2 separate regions of the Homo sapiens genome follow, and region 1 is linked to region 2. The links are chromatin loops, found by intact Hi-C in ENCODE. Cell type or tissue: Calu3. All regions are shown on one strand. Links, peaks and the distances in the headings refer to the core of each region. The heading gives the core; the rest is flanking DNA. Region 1 has its middle 120 kb from the start of LINC02040. Region 2 overlaps ADAMTS9-AS2 (ADAMTS9 antisense RNA 2).

Region 1 (5,385 bases), core at 243-5,242, 98 kb after region 2:
CCTTTCTCTATTTTCAAAGCCAACAGTGTCGTATCTTACTTTGGTCATCATGTTGCCTACTGTCTCTGCTACAATCAAGTCTCCCTCTCCCTCCCTCTTACAATGACACCTGTAGTTGCATTATTCTTACCTGTGTAACTGAGGATAAACTCTCAATTTGAAGATCCTTAATTTAATCACATCTGCAAAGTCCCTTTTGCCATATAAGGTAATATTCACAGGTTGTAAAACTTAGGACATGGATGTCTTGAGGGACCATTAACCAGCCTCCTGCAGGCTCCTGCTGGTCAAACTCAGCATGTAATGGCTGGAACTCCAGCAGCTACTTGGAGCATGAGGATGACGGCCACAGCCTAGGGATGGCTTCGTGTAAAACTAGGAGGAATATGGAACCCTAAAGAGTTTTGGACCCCACCAAAACCACTCTAAATTGGCACTGTAATTTTGTTTAGCCAGTAAAATGTGGGAGAGTCTAGGTGGTTCTCTTTCCAAACCTAGTCCTCCAGAGGCCTTGCAACTTCTGCTTTCTCTTAGAACCCTAAACCCTATCTGGGAACGTCTAGAATAGTCTATTGAAAGATGAATGACATGTGATCCAGTCACTGCATTGCCCTAAGACAAGAGCTGGACAACCACCAGGTATGTGACTGAGGCCATCCTATACCAGCCAGCCCCAGCCAATCTGCCAGCTAATCACAGACGTGTGACCAAGGCCAGCCAAGATCAGCCAAACCTGGCTCAGAGCAGCAGAATTGCCCAGCCAACCCACAGACCCTTAAAGAATAATAAATTATTATTATTCTACACCTCTGTAGTTTGTTATACTACAATAGCTCATTGATAAAGCTGCCAAAAAGAATAGCATCAAAATGTGTTATATATATAAAATATAAATCATCTGGAGATTATATGCAATTTTGAATGATCTTTTACTTTTTACTTCATCTAAACATGATATGCATAAACTATTGATATACAAGATAATTTTTAAATAACATGAGTAAACTTTTAAAATTTTGAATAGATATGTACTTAAATTAATGTATATTAGAAAACACTTGTTTTCGTTTCTTTTTGCTAACTTTCATTTTAGGTTCAGGGGTACATGTGTAGGTTTGTTAAACAGGTAAACTTCTGTCACAGGGGTTTGTTTTACAGATTATTTTTTCACCTGGGTACTAAGCCTAGTACTTAATAGTTATTTTTTTCTGATCCTCTCCTTCCTCCCACCCTCTACCCTCAAGTTGGCCCCAGTGCCTGTTGCTCCTCTCTTTGTGTCCATGTATTCTAATAATTTAGCTTCCACTTATAAGTGAGAACATTTGGTATTTAGTTTTGTGTTCCTGCATTAGTTTGCTAATAATAATGACCTCCAGCTCCATTTATGTTCCTGCGAAGGACATGATCTTGTTCTTTTTTTATGGCTGCATAGCAATCCATGGTGTACATGTACCACATTTTCTTTATCCAGTCTACCATTGATGGGCATTTAGGTTGATTCTATGCCTTTGCTACTGAAAAACACTTGTTTTCTATGCACAATAGTCACATGAAATTTTTGCCCTAAATAAACTTTTTAAGGCAAATAAGTATCCCATTTAGAAAATATTAAACAATGGTACAGGTGGTAAGCAGAAATAGTAAAATCTATGAAATTGTGAAATGAATACCTGAGGTCTGGGAAGCATTGTAAGAAGGTAGCTGACCTAAAGTTGGCTGGGACACTTAAAGCTTTACCAAGGCACCTTATCTAAGCATTTGGCAATTCTTGGAGTATACTGCCCTGAAGGAATTTTTATTCTAAGTCTGGGGCAACAAAACTAGTTTGAGGCAGGTTGATGGGATGAAAAAAAATTTGTCAGATAAATTCAATTTTGCAGGCCTAGCTTATATCTGTATATATGCAGACATACATTACTTAGTGTTTACACAGAGTCTTATCTGAGGATCTCAGTACCCTTCACAGGCTTTAATTAAACACCACAATACCCCTGATGAAACAGCTATTATTTTAGATGGGTAAATTGAGACACTCTTAATCAAGGCTCCTGAAAATGATGAGGCAATCTGCCTAAGGACAAACAGGAAATGATTATCTAAGCTGTGAAGAGAAGCTGCTAGTCTTTCTCTTTGGTTCAGACTTTAACCACCTAACCACAGAGCCTGAGGGAGGAGAAAATTGCCTGCTTTTAAGTGTTTCTCAGAGTAGTGTGAGATTGTCTCTCTCCCTGCACCTTACTCTTATTAAAGAAGGAAAGAAGTTGCTTGCTTGCCCTTTTCTTTTCTTTTTCGGTCACAGATAAATAAGCTCCTTGTTCCTTTCCAGAGAGAGTATATCCCAAACAAAGACCTTTTTCACAAGTGTTTTGGAACTACCTACCTGTTGCATTGAGGCAGACACCAAGAGTTTCTGCTTTTAGGGAGCATTTTAATCCCTTATCTTAAAAAGCTTTGTCAGCATCAACAGGCTTGAAGCTGTGTGTTTTCCCTGCCAGGGGGAACAATTCTCAGCCAAACATAATATTAGGCTCATTTAGACTTCCCGGAACCTTGGGTTCAAATCCTGCCAGGTTTCATCTTGGACCTTCATCTCTTCACATTAGATAAATGGAGCAGAAGATAGTTTACATGTCAGATTTCTTGGCCAAGATTTTGGAAGTCAATGATCTAATTTAAAAGTCTTGGTTCTTTGAGAAAAGTTGTTGAGTTTACTTTGGATCATGAGATCAAAGCTAAATACTGCTAGTTAAGCACCTCTTTAAAAGGACTAATAATATTTTCTTTTGGAAGTTTTTGCCAGGTTTTTAAAAAATGGCAGCTGTACATGAATGTTGTGTAGATTACCAGATAAGTTTTTTTGTATTGTTCACCTTACACTGAAACACACACATACACACTTGAATTATTCTTAATATACATTATTTACTTGTATCTTTTGTTAGATGGTCATAGCAACCTAGAACCATTGATTCATGGAGTTTCTAGCAAAAGGTCATTAGGAACTAATGGAAGTGTTAGGAGGAAGATGAGCTCAGTTTTGATGATGATTATTCACATGACTTTCATTGACTTTGAAGAAGTGTCTGGATGAAGCTGGATGAAGACTGACAATCACTGCCCATCTTACACAGCAACTGTGAACAGACTGTATGTGAATGCATTCTATAAACTATGGAGAGTTATGAAGCTATAAAGGGTTATTTATTTATGCAATGATTCTTAGTACATTCATTACTTACATTTAATATCTGCTTTCAATGTTATACTGAAAAAAATGTATACTCCTAAATAATTCAAACTCTTCCTATTGTGTTTTATTCAGCACACTACTTGGTTATGAGTAACAGAAACTTTATCTTAAATCGTCTTAAAAAGAAAAAGATAATTGGTTGGCTTGTGACAGGGCCAGATTCAGTGGGCAAGAAGGTATCATTGACATAATGCAATTATTACTGTCACTTTCCTTAATGCCATCTAAAATTATCTTTCTAGATTTCTCAAAGAACTTAAAATAGAACTACCATTTGACCCAGCAATCCCAATACTAGGTATATATTCAAAAGAAAATAAATCAGTCTACCAAAAAGACACATACACCTATGTTCATCGCAGCACTATTCACAATAGCAAAGACAGGGAATCAACCCAGGTACCCATTAACAGTTGACTGGATAAAGAAAATGTGCTACATATACACCCTGGAGTAGTACACAGCCATAAAAAGAAGGAAATCATGTCCTTTGCAGCAACATGGATGTAGCTAGAGATAATTATCTTAAGTGAATTAATGCAGGAAAAGAAAACAAATAGTACATGTTCTTATTTATAAGTGAGACCTAATCACTGGGTACTCATGGACATAAAGATGTCAACAGTAGACACTGCAGACTACTAGAGGTGGGAAAGGGTTGAAAAACTAACAACTGGGCATAGTACTATGAGTATACTACAATGCTCATTACCTGGGTGATGTGATCATTCATATCTCAAACCTCAGCATCATGAAATAGACCCATGTGACAAACCTGCACATGTACCCGCAAATCTAAAATAAGCTGAAATTACTAAAAAAAAACCAAAAATTTAAAATAAATAAAACTCTCCTCCTAGGAATATTCATTTACATGCAGATAAAGCATTTATTATCAGTTTTATCTAATATGAAAGTGGGCTTGAATGGTGTTTGAGCTCTGAGAACAGACAGACTGCCTCCTCACATGGGTCCCTGACCCCTGAGTAGCCTAAGTGGGAGACACATTAGGGGCCGACTGACACCTCATACAGCCAGGTGCCCCTCTGAGATGAAGCTTCCAGAGAAAGGATCAGGCAGCAACATTTGCTGTTCTGCAATATTTGCTGTTCTGCAGCCTCTGCTGGTGATACCCAGGCAAATAGGGTCTGGAGTGGACCTCCAACAAACTCCAACAGACCTGCAGCTGAGGGACCTGACTGTTAGAAGGAAAACTAACAAACAGAAAGGAATAGCATCAACAACAACAAAAAGGACATCCACACCAAAACCCCATCTGTAGGTCACCATCATCAAAGACCAAAGGTAGATAAAACCACAAAGATGAGGAGAAACCAGAGCAGAAAAGCTGAAAATTCTGAAAACCAGAGCGCCTCTTCTCCGCCAAAGGATCTCAGCTCCTCGCCAGCAATGGAACAAAGCTGGATGGAGAATGACTTTGACGAGTTGACAGAGGAGGCTTCAGAAGACTGGTAATAACAAAATTATCCAAGCTAAAGGAGGATGTTCGAACCCATCACGAGGAAGCTTAAAACCTTGAAAAAAGATTAGACGAATGGCTAACTAGAATAAACAGCATAGAGAAGACCTTAAATAACCTGATGGAGCTGAAAACCATGGCACAGGAACTACGTGACACATGCACAAGCTCCAGTAGCTGATTCGTCAAGTGGAAGAAAGGGTATCAGTGATTGAACATCAAATTAATGAAATGAAGCGAGAAGAGAAGTTTGGAGAAAGTAAAAATAAGCAAACAAAGCCTCCAAGAAATATGGGACTATGTGAAGAGACCAAATCTACGTTTGATTGGTGTACCTGAAAATGATGGGGAGAATGGAACCAAGTTGGAAAACACTCTTCACGATATTATACAGGAGAACGTCCCCAACCTAGCAAGGCAGGCCGACTTTCAAATTCAGGAAATACAGAGAACACCACAAAGATACTCCTCAAGAAAAGCAACCCCAAGACACATAATTATCAGATTCACCAAGGTTAAAATGAAGGAAAAAATGTTAAGGGCAGCCAGAGAGAAGGGTCAGGATACCCACAAAAGGAAGCCCATCAGACTAACAGCAGATCTCTCGGCAAAAACTCTACAAGCAAGAAGACAGTCGGGGTCCATATTCAACATT
Region 2 (5,385 bases), core at 194-5,193:
CAGTTTGAGACTCCTTATGGTGGCAGATAGTTAAACCTCATAGTACAACATTTTTTCTTCTTCTAGTTCCTGGTACAAAGAGAAAGCACTAGAATAATTAACTGGAAAATTCATTCTCCAAATGTTTTGCTTTGTACCAATAAATTGGATAGGTCAAGATGCCCTCCTGTCTGTCCCCTGGGATTTTGAAGAAATGTTTAAATCACTTTTGTATACTCATACCATTTGGGTGGAGAAAAATCTAGGGATTATCTAAGATTCTTAACAGCCGTGACAATCAGGATAAAGAACATGGCCATAAAGAGATACCCTGATGGGGGAATGGCAGGCTTTACTTACTCCTATGCATTTGATCTTTGCAGCAAGCTTAAGTCAAACTTACACTTCATTCACTAATATACAAAAAGATGCCCAACATCAGTAGTATGGAAGGGAATTAAAATTAAATGATGTTTTTTACATATCATTTCGGCAAAAACTTCTGAGTTTTGATAATATCGATCATAGTGAAGGTGAGGAGAAACAGGTACTTCCATAGATTGCCAATGAAAGGATGAATTGGAATGCCTATTCTGGAAGGTGATTTGAAAGAATTAAAAATGTATACCACCTGTGAGCCAGCAATTCTAGTTCTTGCTGTCTACCACCAGGAAACACTTATATTCACAAGAGTGTTCACTGCAGCATAATTTATGGTGCCCAAAATTGGAAATCGCAGAAATGTAATATGTCCATACCATGGAATATTACACAGCTCACGAAAAGGTAAATTTCTATGACTGACAACAAATAAAATGCATAAGACATACTGTTAATTTAGAAAACCCATACAGCATGGCATCATCCAATTACACACACACACACACACACACACACACACGATTGTATAGAAAAAACAGTGTGGAGGTACACAAAAGACTCAAAGATGAGACTACTTCTGGGGAAGTTCTAGGGATGGGGAGCAATAGCCAAGAGAACCACCCATCATTCAAAAAATATTATTTAGCACCTTCTCTGTCAGGCACTGATGCTACCCCTGTGATGAACAGACCAAAATCCTTGGGATCATGACGCCAATATTATAGTGTTAGTATTATTGTTAAGCATGTGTATGGAACAAGAATGAATTTATATATTAGTTGTAATTAAAAATAAATAAAAATAAAAGCTAATAATGAAATCACTCACAATTTGAGATAAACAAAATGTCAACTGATTATTTTGGATTTTAAGAGTACTTGCAAATATTCCCAACCACAAATGTTATATTGGTGGCTGTCATGAGGCTACTGTAATTCCTCAAATGGTCCCCTTTGGATGGTTGGCACAGACAGAAATGCATGCAGGAACAGTCTCATACACCTCAAACACCTGCACACAATTTTGACAGTTGCTTCTATTAACATTTTTGGGGAGCATCATTAGACACAAAGTAGGAGTAAAACCCAATCCAATTATACATATTTTCACAACAGATATGTACAGGAATAATCTTAGTGGCGCCATTAAGTGGCCTAAACTGAAAACTACCTAAATGTCCATCAGTGGTTGAAAAGATGAATAGTCTGCTATATTCACACAAAAGAATGACATACAGCAATGAAAAGCAATGCATTAAAATGAAATGTAATAATGGATGAATCTCATTGACAGTGGTGAATGAAGGAAGCCTGACTCAAGAGTAACACACTCTAATTCCATTTATTGAAAGTTCATTAAAAGGCAAAAATAACACATGATACTAGAAGGTGGAATAGTTGTTACCCTTAGGAGGAAGCAGTAGCTTAGGTGCATTATAAAGGCTTTGTCAGGCTCAGGATTGTTCTGCTTCTTGATCTGGATGCTGGTTGCCTGGATGTGTTTATGAATTGTGTTGAGTTTTACAGTTGCTACATGTAACTTTTTTGTAGGTATATCCTACTTGCATCACAAGCTTAGGAAAATAAAAATAAAAACATAAAGCCCTGAAATCCAATTTGTATTTTGGAAACTCATCTTTGTCAAGTCACATGCCTTCTCTGGGCTTCAGTTTTACCATCCAAAAAATGGGAGAGAAATTTGTTAGCTGATCAGAAAGGGCTCTTCCAAATTTATGCCTCTGTGTCTCACCTCTTCCATTCTAATAATTCATTCCTGAAGGAATTAAAAAACCTAGAGAATGAGGCTTGTAGAAGGCTTATAACATCACATGTGTCCCATTTTCAAGGCATTTGTTATAAATTAAAGACACAATCAATGAGCAACGGAAATTATGTCTTTCCAGGAAAATACACATAGTTAATTCTTTCCCAAAGTGCTTGTAGGATAAGTAGGAATATGCCAAACGCTGCCTCTATCACACGTCCTACAGTCATGCCAATCCAAACAGCCTGTGAGGGGAGAGTCAGCAATTTAGGAGGCAGGGCTGTTCCTGGGAGGAAGGAGGCAGCCACTATGCTCATGACTGACGACCTGTTTGCAAAGGCACTTCCTCTCTGAGGGGAGCTGGTTCATAATTTTCCTCTTACTGCTACTGGAAGTCCTTGAATGGCAATATCACAACTTGTACCCATTCACAACAGGAAAAGTTGACATTGGCAGATAATCTTGGCACATGAGGAGGAAAAGTCCAGTACTGACTGTCAGCTTCTGTATAAGAACCAGGAAGATAATTTCTATAGTGTATACTATGATGTAATCATTACACTCGAGGTTGGCCTTCAGCCAGGGACTCTTTTCCTTGTTGTATCCAAGCCCCACTGATATTTGCAAGGCAGGGACCCCAAGGAAATCAACTCAAGGCCCTGAACAGACCCATTGTGTTAACTCTATTTAAGCCCACAGACATGGACTCTTGGGAGAGTGAAGCAGCCTCTGATGAGCAGGGGTGTTATCCTGACTGTTCAGAAAGCTGGGCCTCACGTGAAGGGCTGGTTCTCAGAGGAAAGCTCAAATTAGCAGCTGAAAATAACCAGACACAAAATCTGATAGGGGTTCTCAGGTCATCTAGATCAGTTCTTTTCAAATGATCAGAGGCGAAGGACCAGTTTTGTTTCATTTTATTTGGTTATTTATTTGTAACGATTCACAGGCCAATACATTTTTTTAAATTCAAGAAAATTGAATGATTACAAATGGAATAAAGAGACAAAATATAAGCCCCATTTTTTATTAGTTTCAACAGACATTATTCTGTCCAGCGGCTATAAAAATTCAGAAATTGTCCTTGATCTAGGTGCTGGTTAAATAGATTTGTTTAACTTGTGAAAATCTGTGGAGCAGTAAGCAATGTCTGCAGGTACCCACTGTGAAACAGTGGTAGTCTGTGGATTTCAGGAGTGGTACTCATTGGAGATCTTCACACTCTGTCATGAGTACACTTTTTTGGGAATAACATAATGTTCAAAGTAGGGGAAAGGGTCAGTGGACAGATATTGTAATGAGGATGGGACCCAAGATAAGACAATGGAAAAACAGGTAGAAAAGTATTAAAAGTAATGGCAAAAACCACGATTACTTTTGCACCAACCTAATAAGAATCTCAGAAATCAAGACTTTAGTGAGGAAGCAATTTTTGATGATAATGAAGGAACCTGCTGTTTTCAGAGGAGGGAGGTCGAGGGACATCAGTAAATAACCAGATTAATTACCTAGAATGAAGCACAGAGATCTCTGCTCACTGGGTTCAGCAAATCCATAGGCTAAACAACCAATAGGCAGTACATGAGATATTGAAGTTCTGGTTTAGGTCAGCCTGAGAACACCAGGCAGGTAACGCATTACTTCTTTCCACCCATTTCCTGCTCACAAATTGCAGATGGAAAACAGATTTTTACAAAATCAATTTTCTTGTTTTATCAAATACCAAATATAAAAGCTCATGTCCATATAATCACAGTTAATGATTCTCGAAAGCAAATTTAGAATTAGGGGCAATTACAACAAAACCTTAGCAGAGTAAGTTATAAAACAACTTATTTTCAGTTATAGGAATAATTTCCCACTGAAGGCAACTATTCTTTTTTTTTATTTTTTTAGTGTTTTTGGAAAAGGGACAAATTTAAGTAGGTAAGACAAAAAACTGAAATTCTACAAGCATTTTAGTTTCCAGTCCAAGACAGCTGTTGGGTGATATCACCCATTGTGAAAACAGCCATGCGTGGAGGGAATTGGCAGAAGAAAAGCAAGAACACTCGATATGGGGTGTGTAAACGTGCTTTCTCTGTCTCCTTTGATTTTCCTTATAGCTAGACCCACCTAAAAGTGAAGTTACATATGTGGATGTTTATATGAAGAATAAAGGACACAAGAAAGGATTCAAGAAATGAAAAACGGTGGAGGAAGATAAACATTTCAAGATTCAGATCACGTTGCTGCCCGAATTCAGAGTGTCTCTAAGGAAATAGCTAGAAGGGGTTTTCAACTCTCAGCTTCCTTCCAAGGAATAAAGAATTTGCTGTGAGCAAAAAAACTTGCCAAGAAAATGCCAATTTGTGTCACACTAACATCTTTCTTAAGGCTGAACGTGGACTTCGGAAATGTGAACCTTTGGCTCTGGTGAACACAGTCAGCCTTGAGGGTTTGAAATTAGGTTCTTCAGAAGGACGGAAGGAAATCTGAGAGATCAACTTAGACACCCACTAATTAGAAAATGCACCGACACCAGAGACTTGTTTGCAATGAGTGGTGGGGTCAACCTTTCCATGGCACCTGACGTGAACTTAGAAAAATGGAATCCCTGAAAACGTTTGGAAATGATTTTATCGGAGACAGAGAGAGACAGCAACTGCTGGAGGGAGAAAGAGAGGACAAAAGGCAAACCAAAGTGAGATGCTGTAATCGAGAAGACTTGGCGAGAACAAATGGAAGAACGTTTGAACTTGCTTGTTGCAGACAAAACAACCTTCAAAGGCTACCTTTTTCCTATTTGATGGGGTAAAATTGCTTCCACCAATGCATTATACATATTTAAAACTCTCTTTCTGCATTTATAATCTTCATAGATGCAGCTTCCTCCAAACTTAGGTAATGAATGTAAGATGATGCTCCCTTGGGGGTTGTAAAGACAATCTAAGAACAAGTCATTTCGGAGTAACAAACTTCACAGCTGGGGATACTTTCCATTGCATAAGGCACCTACCCCTAAAGCTTTCATTGTTTCACTCTTAGGCAGTTATGTCATTATTTCACTTACCTCATTGGGGAAATCATTGTTTAACAACCAAATATAAATGGGGAAATAGTCTTCTACTTTATCTTCTCTAGGATAACAGCTTCCCTCCCCCACTTCCCTCCACAGAAGGATTAGTCCCAAATGGGTGATGAATTGCTCTAAACAGTCCAACAATCCCAGAGAGAGAAATGAGAAGAAAAATAACTAGCTGATTACCAATAGGGAACAAATTG

Evidence for each region. Hi-C counts contacts between places; a loop is a spot of excess contacts. Peaks named below come from ENCODE experiments on the same cell type or tissue, not always from the same donor. Only the 100,000 strongest peaks of a DNase experiment are listed, where the experiment ranks them.
Region 1: a loop joins it to region 2, with 2.8 times the contacts of the local background. A loop is called at or near these places in 1 of 110 quality-filtered maps.

Annotation. Positions count from the first base shown.
Region 1 is chr3:65,050,184-65,055,568 of GRCh38, forward strand. No RefSeq gene overlaps it. Among named protein-coding and RNA genes, the nearest start is that of LINC02040, 120 kb to the right of the region's middle. In Calu3, for the core only: no CTCF peak of the experiment used is centred there; no DNase peak of the experiment used is centred there.
Region 2 is chr3:64,952,670-64,958,054 of GRCh38, forward strand. The region is part of intron 4 of ADAMTS9-AS2 (ADAMTS9 antisense RNA 2); the gene reads left to right. The region is part of intron 1 of LOC105377124 (a long non-coding RNA gene); the gene reads right to left. Among named protein-coding and RNA genes, the nearest start is that of LINC02040, 220 kb to the right of the region's middle. In Calu3, for the core only: no CTCF peak of the experiment used is centred there; a DNase peak (open chromatin) is centred at 2,702.